2 separate regions of the Homo sapiens genome follow, and region 2 is linked to region 1. A link is a loop called in an ENCODE intact Hi-C map of the cell type or tissue named here. Cell type or tissue: K562. All regions are shown on one strand. Each heading gives the region's core, and the rest is flanking DNA. Links, peaks and the distances in the headings are about the cores only. Region 1 overlaps SGK1 (serum/glucocorticoid regulated kinase 1). Region 2 overlaps SGK1 (serum/glucocorticoid regulated kinase 1).

Region 1 (5,381 bases), core at 313-5,312:
AGACCAAAACACTTCAAATACTGAACATTGAAATAAATTCCCGGTCTTGCCCAGGTGATCTCATCTCAGCCTCCCAAGTAGCTGGGACTACAGGGATCTTCTCCCTTTGTTTTTTTTCTAGCCCCACTTCCAGTTTGTTTCCACAGTACTTAGAGTGAGTTGCTGTTGTTTTTCTTCTTTGTTCTGTTCTCTCTTTATTTTCTTATGTTCCTTCCTGCACACTGAAGTTGCTGTTGTTTTAGATTTTCTTTTTTTGAGTGAGATCTTCTCACTCAGTCACCTGGCTGGAGCGATTAATAGCTGACTCTGGGTACAGTGCCTAAGCTAGCCTTGCTCTGCAAGGAACAGTTAAAAAAGAAAAGAAAGGAGAGGAGAGGGGAGGGGAGAAGGGAGGAGAGGGGAGGGGAGAAGGGAGGAGAGGGGAGGGAAGGGGAGGGGAGGGGAGGGGAAAAATTAATAAAAACTAAGATAACTATTTACCCAATGATTCCACTTGAGGTGGTAGACAACCCAAGCTTATCCTGGCAGCTCAGGGAACAAGGTGACACCAACCTTGGACAGGAGTCCGTCCCATCCTCAAGGCACACTCACACTCACACCCACACTCATGCTCACTCAGACTGGGACAACGTGAACACGCCAATGAACCTCAACATGCATATCTTTGGGATGTGGGAGGAAAGTGGAGTTACATGGAGAAAACCTACAAAGACATGAAGAGAAAGTGTGAACTTTACACAGACTGTGGCCCCAGCTGGAAATCTTTTTTTTTTTTTCTCATCAATGTTATAACGACATGCTATATATATTTTTGTTACAACTAGCTGAGTCTCAGCCAATCACAGCAACCAAACTTCAGCTAATCACAGCAACTGAGCTTCAGCCAATCACAGGATGCCAACTGATCAGACGATGCCCAAATAAGGCAAATTTGGAGCTTTAACCAGTCAAGCTGTTTGTGTACCTCACTTCCAGTTCTGTCTATAAATGCTCCCTGTCCACCTATTTGCCCAGTGGAACTCTCTGAGCCTCCTTTGGTTCTGAGGGCTGCTTGATTGGAGAATCATTCTTTGCTCAAATAAGCTGTTAAATTCAATTTGTCAAAAGTTTTTCTTTTTTTTTTTTTTTTGAGACGGAGTCTCGCTCCGTTACCCAGGCTGGAGTGCAGTGGCACGATCTCGGCTCGCTGCAACCTCCGCCGCCTCCCGGGTTCAAGTGATTCTCCTGCCTCAGTCTCCTGAGTAGCTGGGATTACAGGCGCACACCACCATACCTGGCTAATTTTTATACTTTTTGGTAGAGACGAGGTTTCACCATGTCGGCCAGGCTGGTCTTGAAGTCCTTACCTCAAGTGATGCGCCCGCCTCGGCCTCCCAAAGTGCTGGGATTACAGGCGTGAACCACTGCACCCGGCCTACAAGTTTTTCTTTCCACAGTATTATGTATCCTGTATTATGAGATAAACTTCTTGGGCAAAAAGCAAGCCATTAAAGGCTGAATATTTCAGCATGCCTAACTTAATAAAATTTAGGACATTTTAACTTTTGCTACAGTTAAAATCCACTAGACTTTTTGATCTGCTGCCATATTAGTTTGATTCAAAATAATGAGAGCAGATTTATTAAAATATGAAGTTGCATTTCATATTTTCCTTGTATTTTTTAAGTGAGAAAATTTCCTGGTATCATTTTAGCTATCATAAAATGCCTTTTAGGACTATGGAAATGAAAGATCTTGGACATAAATGATTTGGATAAAATAAGCACATGAAAATACTGCCTGAAAATAGTTTTAAAAGAATCCTGAGGAATTAGAAAAACGAGCTATTGTGAAACACTGTTAGTTTAGCCTTTAGTAAAACAGCAGAAATAACAAGCAATTTTGGTCAGAACAAAGAGAAAGAGAAAATTGTAAGTTCCACAAACGCAGAAACAGATTTTGCTCCAATTGGAAAGCTTCAGAAAGCTAAACCCTTCATTTACACAATCCAAGGCAGAGTGAGGGGCCTCTCTGTGTTGAGCTAAACTGAGCCTATAGTCACACATTCACACATTTGGCACTAGGACAGTTGTGAGGATAGGATCTGACAAACTTTTCACTGCCAAACATAACTCAGATGCTAGATGAGCATGACTCTAAGTATCTTTACACAGAGAGTTTAGAAATAACATTTCCCTACTCACTGGAATAAATAACCCATCCTTGAACTTGGAACCATCTAAACCATTGTAGATGGTTTAAGTCATGCAAAACAAAGTGCTTTTTGCTTTCTAGATCTTAGCTTAAGAATGCAATATTTTATCTAAATGACTAGGCAACTAAGGTTCGCTCCAATTTGAGGATTTTAAGTCTAGCCATATGTCTATTTCCAGGAAGCTTATCAGTTTTGTGTCTGGGGCTCCAGATAATGGAATACAGCAAATTATAAGCTTCATGGTTCAGCAGAAAAAACAAGTTTGGGGTCCAGTAATGTATAAAATAGTAACAGTAATGATAAAACAAAATGCATTCTTCTTTCAAACCATAGTTAGTAAATCCCATGAAAGTGTAATCCTAGATAAATGTAATCCCATGTAAATGACATAATTCTTTCTCCAGGTAAAAAGAGCTAACATAAATTGACCACTAATTATATGTTAACACAGTTATAAATACCTTTACTGCATTATCTTTTTTAATCCCCACAAAATTCTATAATCTATTATTACTATTTCATTTTTGCATGTATAAGAAATGAAAGGACAGAGGGTTAAATAATTTGCCCAGCCAGGCACGTGACTGTAATCCCAGCTACTCTGGAGGGTGAGGCGGGAGGATCACTTATTTTTTTTAAATTTAAAAAGAGATGGGGTCTCACTATGTTATCCAGGCTGGTCTTGAACTCCTGAGCTCAAGTGAGCTACCTGCCTTGGCCTCCCAAAGTGCTGGGATTACAGGTATGAGCCACCGTGCCTGGCCAAGAGGATCACTTGAGCCCAGGAGTTCAAGTCCAGCCTGGGCAACAGAGTGAGACTCTGTCTCAAACAAAGAAAACAAAGAAAAAATAATAATTTACCCTAAAAAAAATTAAAATAATAATAATAAAATAATAATAATTTGCCCAAAGTCACACAGGTAGTAAGCATTGAAATCTGTGGCAAACTCAGAAGGCCTGACTCAAGAATTCACGACACAACCACAACAGATTGTACACTACCGGGCAGTTTCCTGCTGCTCTGTGCATGGCCTGCTGGCCAACTCTGATGTGAGGTCAGTTGACTAAAAGAGATGTGGTTCAGGAAGCTGAGAATGATTGTGGTTACCTGTTCTAAGATAGAGAAATTGATTTTTAAAACTTCGAGTTGAAGTACGGGATGCCAAAAACCACGTATGAGTGACAGAGTGAGTGGGTCTCTTTCTGATGGATTAAGTCTTCAAAAAGACTTTCAGAATGAATCTCTATCTACCTTAATTTTGGGCAGTGTTAATTGTATTCATTTTTTCAACACATTTGATTGTGCATATACCATGGACAAGAAAGTTTGTTAAAAACTGAATGTATAAGGCTGGGTGCAGTGACTCACGCCTATAATCCCAGCACTTCAGGAGGCTGAGGCGGACAGATCACTTGAGCTTAGGAGTTTGGGACCAGCCTGGACAACATGGTGAAACCCCATCTCTACAAAAAACAAAAAAATTAGCTGGGCGTGGTAGCTTATGCCTGTAGTCCCAGCTACTTGGGGGGCTGAGATAAGAGGATCGCTTGAACCTGGGAGGTCAAGGCCACAGTAAGCCGTGATCGCACTACCGCACTCCAGCCTGGGTGACAAAATAAGACCCTGTCTCAAACAACCAACAACAGCAACAGCAACAAAAACCCTAATGTACAGGAAATTATTTTGGGGAGTAGTGGAAGATAGCTGGCAAGTTGGAGACTCTAACTTGAGATGTGGTACTACTTGTCTGTACATTTTTTTTCTCATTTCTGTCTACCCAAAGGTGTTATGTTTTTATTGTCTTAAGGGGGCCCTTCATTTGATGGCATAAAAAGTTATGACCAGCCATCTGTAGTTCAGTTAATAGGTCAAGAATATCAGCAGCTATTGTTATGTTGAGGTCATTATTTATCAAGCTTCAACACATAAAAAGCAAAAGTAGGCCGGGCGTGGTGGTTCACACCTGTAATCCCAGCACTTTGGGAGGCTGAAGCCAGTGGATCACTTGAGGTCAGGAGTTTGAGACCAGCCTGGCCAACATGGTGAAACTTAATCTCTACTAAAAATACAAAAATTAGCCAGGCATGGTGGCGGATGCCCGTAATATCAGCTACTTGGGAGGCAGAGGCAGGAGAATCACTTGAACCCGGGAGGTGGAGGTTGCAGTGAACTGAGATCGCGCCACTGAGAGCACTGCCTGGGCGACAAAGCAAGACTCCATCTCAAAGAATAAAATAAAATAAAATAAAATAAAATTAAATTAAAATAAAATAAAATATAAAATAAAATAAAATAAAATATAAAATAAAATAAAATAAAATAAAATAGCAAAAATAGTCCAAATGTCAGTTAACAGGGGGACCAAATTTATGGGTGAACATCCACAAGAAACATAAGTGGCCTCTAGGGAAGCCAATCTTTGCACAGAATTTTTGTTTAATGAGGTGGAGGGTATACAAGATATAGGCCAAAGGATAATTTAGGTTCTTATGACTGTGTCCTTGTTCTTTTCAAATCCTAGCTTCATCTCTGCTCCCACTGATGACACTATGAGACTTTGGAATTCTTCACTGTGTGTAAGACGATTTTATTACTGAGATAGCTACCGCTTTGTAGTTATGACCTGAGTAAACAAGGTTAGTCAACCCACAGGATTTTCATGTGTCCACAGATTTTTACTAGATAATTTATCTGTAATATCAGGAGGCAAAGTCTACCATGAATATACTGGCCAACATGTATCAGATGGAAAATTCTTGTGTAAGCAGATGATGTTTAACTTTTATCACATTTTTCTCTTTTGTTAGATAATGCCATACTTCGGCAGACAAGCAATTGTTTTCTAGCTATAAATATGAGTATTTTGCTTTTCAAGAGAAAAAATCTAGAAATTGTTTTCTTTACTTTAAAAAATTCATGTACTGAAGTCCTTCCTCTGCTTGTATTAATCCAATGATATCATTTTATATATTCTCTGAAATACTAAAATATTTCTGTAGTCCATATGTTTTCAAATTATGAATCATTTTATTTCTACATTTGGTACATAAACTATTACTGCTCCTGAGTAAATATGGATATACCACTTTATAGTGATTTTTTTTCTTCTTTTTCTCTTTTTCTATTTTTTTTTTTTTTTTTTTTGAAAACAGGGTCTTACTCCTGGCCTCAAGTGATCCTCCTGCC
Region 2 (5,381 bases), core at 84-5,083, 98 kb after region 1:
GTTTTTTGACACATATTATGGCAAGACAACAAATCATTTTGTAGAAATTGTACACTCTTAGAGGTGAAGCAAACTTTTGCCATTTTATAGACAAAGAAAGTGAGACTCGTTTTACAGATGAGGAAAGTGACACCCAGAGAAGTTCCTTTAGTGAAACCTCAAAGACTTCATTACTCTGCACAAATGGAATTTGTTTTGAAATGAAGCCCAGGGGGCCGGGCGCGGTGGCTCATGCCTGTAATCCCAAAACTCTGGGAGGCCGAGGCGGGTGGATCACCTGAAGTCAGGAGTTCAAGACCAGCCTGGCCAACATGGTGAAACCCCGTCTCTGCTAAAAATACAAAAACTAGCTGGGGGTGGTGGCTGGCGCCTGTAATCCCAGCTACTCGGGAGGCTGACGCAGGAGAATAGCTTGAACCCAGGAGGCAGAGGCTGCAGTGAGCCGAGATTGCGCCACTGCACTCCAGCCTGGGTGACAAAGTGAGACTGTCTCAAAAAAAAAGAAAATGAAGCCCAGGAATAGGTTATATGTTCTAGGAGAAGGAATTATTTTACAAACATTAGATTAAGTAGATACAGAAAAGTGAGAGAAAAAGATGAAAAGGATCCAAAATGCATTTGAATAGGAAAGAAATGGCTGTAAAAAGCTTTTGGCAGTAGACATGACTGACCTTAAAACACTTAAGCTAGTCACTTACTCTATCAAGAATTCTGACTTGAACAGTCACTTAAATATTTCCGTCTTTTAAAGAAGGTTGGAAGTACTACTGATACATCTTCCCAATGATCAAAATGTCAGAGTTCTCACTTGACAGAATAAAAAAAGACAAAAGAGGGAAATTAAATGACAGCACCATGGGCACGGAAGGTGATTCCCTAAATCGTATATCATCTTCATAATTGGATAACTCTCTTGTTTCCAGACTGTGCTTTCAGATAAACTCCCTGTTTTCATCTGTGTGCCATAAAAGACACGAAGAGGGAGAGAATATTTTTAAGTTCTGAAGAATTAAGCTCCTGCAATCTGTACTTTAGGATCTAGATAATGTAAAATGGCTCATAATTTGCCAGTTTCTAATAAGCTGTACAAATCTCACTATTACATTGAAAACAATTTGTATATTTCAAAAAATGTCTTAAATAGTTACAACTTACCAAGATAACATTGCAAAGGAGTATTAGCCTTAATATTTCAAGAGGCTTTGCTGGTCAATGTCCCCAAATGGTAAAAACTTAAGGTTAGAGGCAAATGAGAGAGTTAGATCAGTGTTTATTTATTTGCCAAACTACTATTAAAAAGAAAAACAAGCAAAAACACCTAGGCTGTATGATTGACATTCATACAGCCTTGATTAGATAGAAGTTTCACTTTACAAACAGGTTTTGACATTGTGTAGATAAAACTTTGATATCAAACCTTTAAACCTCAAGATTTGATAATATTTACTTTAATAAGAACTTCTATCTTCTACTTAAATGTCAAAAAGAACAGAAATCAGACCACTTACTAAAAGGAAGCAGACTTGGAATCCACATTGGTTATCTTTCGTGAGTTAGGAAAAAGTTAATAGTATAAGGCCAAACTCAAGGAAGCCTGAATATTAAGATGATTTATGGAGACACTGAAGACATAAATCAGATATAATTATCTGATTTACAAAAACTAGTCATTTCACCTCCTCAAATGGCCTCATAATTCCTTGATGACGCATGGCAGAAAAGTGCTCATGTCAAACTAAAATGCAGACAAATGGAAAGATAAATGGCCACATCCCAGTAACAATTTGACATCCCATTATTCCTCTTGAGGATTTCACCTGTGTACATCCAGAAGGTGCTAGGTGAATGAAAGGCATTCGGTTTTTAGGATTTTAGCAACACACATGAGAAAAGGTTCACTTTTGCGCCCACTGACAATCAGATGAAGATTCAGGTCATGTTGCAAGTTTTTCTGAACATGTGGCTGTGCAGATAGCTCAGGTCCTGAGCAAAAACAACAGCAAAGAACCCTTTGGCAGTGAAGCCTATCTTGGCCTCTGATCCCTTGGTCCTTCCTACTCACCTTCCTGTCTTTATTTTTCTTCAGCACGTTTCCCATCTAATATACTGTGCTGTATTTTTTTTCATTGTGATGAAATATACATCACATAAAATTTACCACTTTAGCCATTTTTAAGTGTGCAGTTTGGTCACATTAGTACAATGACGTTGTTGAGCAACCATCACCGCTATCCAGTCTCCAAAACTGTTTTCATCTTCCCAAACTGAAGCTCCATACCCATGAAATAGTAATTCCTCATCCCCCTTCTTCCCTAGTCCCTGGCAAGGACCATTCTACTTTCTGTCTATAAATGGGACTACTCTAAGTACCTCATGTAAATTGAATTATACAGCATTTGTCCTTTTGTGACCAAGTATTTTACTTATAAATTTGTGTTTATTTTATTTCATTTTTGAAATGGAGGCTCACTTTGTTACCCAGGCTGGAGTGCAATGGCATTATCTCGGCTCACTGCAACCCTCGCCTCCAGGGTTCAAGTGATTCTCCTGGCTCAGCCTCCTGAGTAGCTGGGATTACAGATGTGCACCACCCCCCCAACCAGCTAATTTTTGTATTTTTAGTAGAGACGGGGTTTCACCATGTTGACCAGGCTGGTCTCGAACTCCTGATCCTCCCCCCTTGGCCTCCCAAAGTGCTGGGAATACAGGCGTGAGCTACCACGCCCAGCCAGTGAATCTTTATTAATGTGTTAGATAACAAAGTCTAGAGGAAAGCTAATAATTACTGTAAATTTCTCAGTAATGATGAGCATAAACGATATGGTGCCTTGAACAACTGTCATATGACATGAAAATATCTATGATTTTTATTAGTGACAAAATTGCAGGTCCTGGTAAAACGATTGTGGTTTTTGGCTACATTTATAATTGGAGAGACTAGATTTCAGCTAGAGATGAGTGAAAATGAATATGTAATTTTTTTTTTCATCCAAGTTCTGAATTTCCTCCATTGACATTCTCCTGCCCCCCAAGGGATGTCTGGATGCTGGGTTAAGAGCCCTTGGCTGGGTAGCTGGATAGTGCAGTTGGGGAAGAGTAAGCTATTCTGCATGGTTGGAGAATGGAGTCCAATGGATGAGGAAGGAGAAGCAGGAGAAAGAAGAAGAGACGAGGGGGCAGAGAGCTGAGCCAGGGCCCCATCTCAGCTATATAAATATAAGGGTAAGGAATTAGGGCTCTGTTTTGAGAGTCACAATAAACCACTGACATATTTTAAGCACAGGGATATCAAGGTCCCACTTGTATTTTAGAAAGCCCTTCTAGGACCAGGTGTGGTGGCTCAAACCTGTAATCCCAGCACTTTGGGACGCCAAGGCAGGTGGATAACCTGAGGTCAGGAGTTCGAGACAAGCCTGGCCATCATGGCGAAACCTTGTCTCTACTAAAAATACAAAAATTAGCTGGGCATGGTGGTGCGTGCCTGTAATCCCAGCTACTGGGGGACTGAGGCAGGAGGATCGCTTGAACCTGGGACCCGGAGGTTGCAGTGAGCTGAGATCGTGCCACTGCACTCTAGCCTAGACAACAGAGTGAGACTCCATCTCAGAAAAAAAAAAAAAAAGCCCTATAGATGGCAACCTGGAGGATTCTATGGGGAATAGTTGCAGGAGGCCAGGAGCAGGACAGTAGCAAGAGGCCATTAAAAAGATGGTAGCAGTTCTCCAGGTAAGGTTCAAGGTGGCCTGAGCTTGGGAAATGGCAATGCAGACAGTCAGTAAGGACATGGGAGTGGGAACCCATGGCAATTTAGAAGGTAGAATTAAAAGTGGATTCTCTTTTACTCCTAGGATGAAGAATCTGAATGTAAGCATGAGAACAAAGAAGTTCACTTCAATTTTCTCAAGTTCCTGCTGTAACAGATGGTCAGCATAGAATGCTCAGCGAAAAACCACAGTAGTTGCCAGAGAAGTCATGTGATGTAATGGGAAGAGAATCTCAAATGTCATCAGTCGACGTGAGTCTTCTTATCTGTGTGACCATGGGGAAGTTACTTATGCTTCCTCATGACCAGTATCCTCACTGGCAAAGCAAGGCTAAGGACACCAGCATTCCTGAGTTGTGAGTCACAAGGGAGAGATGATCATTGGACATTTTGTAAATTTTTCATTTTGTTTATCATATTATTGTTTTTATAGGCGAGATATTGCTGTGTTGGCCGGGCTGGAGTGCAGTGGGGCAATTTTAGCTCACTGCAGCATCCAACTTCTGGTTCAAGCAATCCTCTCACTTCAGCCTTCCAAGTAGTTAGGACTACAGGCATATGCTGCTGTGCTCAGCTAACTTTTTCATTTTTTGTAGAGACAGGATCTCACTTTGGAAGGCAGCTATGCTCACCACTACACTGCCAACACCAGGATCTCACTTTGTTGCCCAAGCTGGTCTTGAACTCCCGGACTCAAGCAACCCTCTTGCCTCAGCCTCCTAAAGTGCTGAGATTACAGGCGTGAACCACACCATGCCTGGCCCATTTTGTCAATTAAGTGTTTTGGAAATGCTACTTGTTCATTATAATCAATCAGTAAAGGATAATTATTGTAGAAATTAGTATTTACTAAGAGTTGAAAAAGCATTCAGCTCTTTTTTTTTTGGCAGAGCTAGCTGAGGTTTTATTTTGGACCAAAAAAAAAAAAAAAAAAAAAACAGTTGAATTGTTTTGTAGCTGGAGGCATGGGCAAGGGGGGGTCCCCAAGCAGTAAACTTCCCCGCACGTGGGCTGAGGGCTAGGACTGAGCCTCAGGTGGGTCTCCTGTTCCCTGTCCTACCCTGCACAGGGGCCTCCCTCCTGGGCTCTGGGGCAGCCGCAAGAGGGGCAGGCTGGGAGGGGCTGCCATGGCTGTTCACTCGGGCAGGACATCAGAGGACTTGGACACCAGCTTCCCATTGCGGGTCTCGATCTTCTTCACAACCACAGCCCTGGTGGAGCTGATGTGGCTGAAGGAGCTAGAGTTCAGGCCGTAGCTGAGGCTGGGACTTGTGAGGCCCCCATAGGCTGAGCACAGACCACCTGCATAGCCGCTGGTGGTCTTCGTATGGATACTCACATTCTGTATCCCAGACTCCAGCCGGCATTTCTAGCCCTCCAGCAGCTTCCTGTAGGTTGCGATCTCAATGTCCAGGGCCAGCTTGACGTTCATCAGCTCCTGGTACACACGCAGCTATCGCGCCATGTCCTGCTAGGCCCGCTGCAGGGCGGCCTCCAGCTCAGACAGCTTGGCGTTGGCATCCTTAACAGCCAGCTCCCCATGCTGCTCGGCATCTGCGATGGCAGTCTCCAGGGAAGCCCTCTGGCCTTTGAGACCCTCAGTCTCAGCCTGGAGCCA

What was found. Hi-C counts contacts between places; a loop is a spot of excess contacts. Peaks named below come from ENCODE experiments on the same cell type or tissue, not always from the same donor. Only the 100,000 strongest peaks of a DNase experiment are listed, where the experiment ranks them.
Region 2: a loop joins it to region 1, with 2.6 times the contacts of the local background. A loop is called at or near these places in 2 of 110 quality-filtered maps.

The regions. Positions count from the first base shown.
Region 1 is chr6:134,193,408-134,198,788 of GRCh38, forward strand. All of the region lies in intron 3 of SGK1 (serum/glucocorticoid regulated kinase 1), which reads right to left. Among named protein-coding and RNA genes, the nearest start is that of SGK1, 120 kb to the right of the region's middle. In K562, for the core only: no CTCF peak of the experiment used is centred there; DNase peaks (open chromatin) are centred at 2,074, 2,364 and 3,244.
Region 2 is chr6:134,292,098-134,297,478 of GRCh38, forward strand. The region is part of intron 1 of SGK1 (serum/glucocorticoid regulated kinase 1); the gene reads right to left. It also overlaps the pseudogene KRT8P42. Among named protein-coding and RNA genes, the nearest start is that of SGK1, 23 kb to the right of the region's middle. RefSeq lists enhancers at 3,811-3,910, 3,971-4,070, 4,548-5,049. In K562, for the core only: no CTCF peak of the experiment used is centred there; DNase peaks (open chromatin) are centred at 2,004 and 4,034.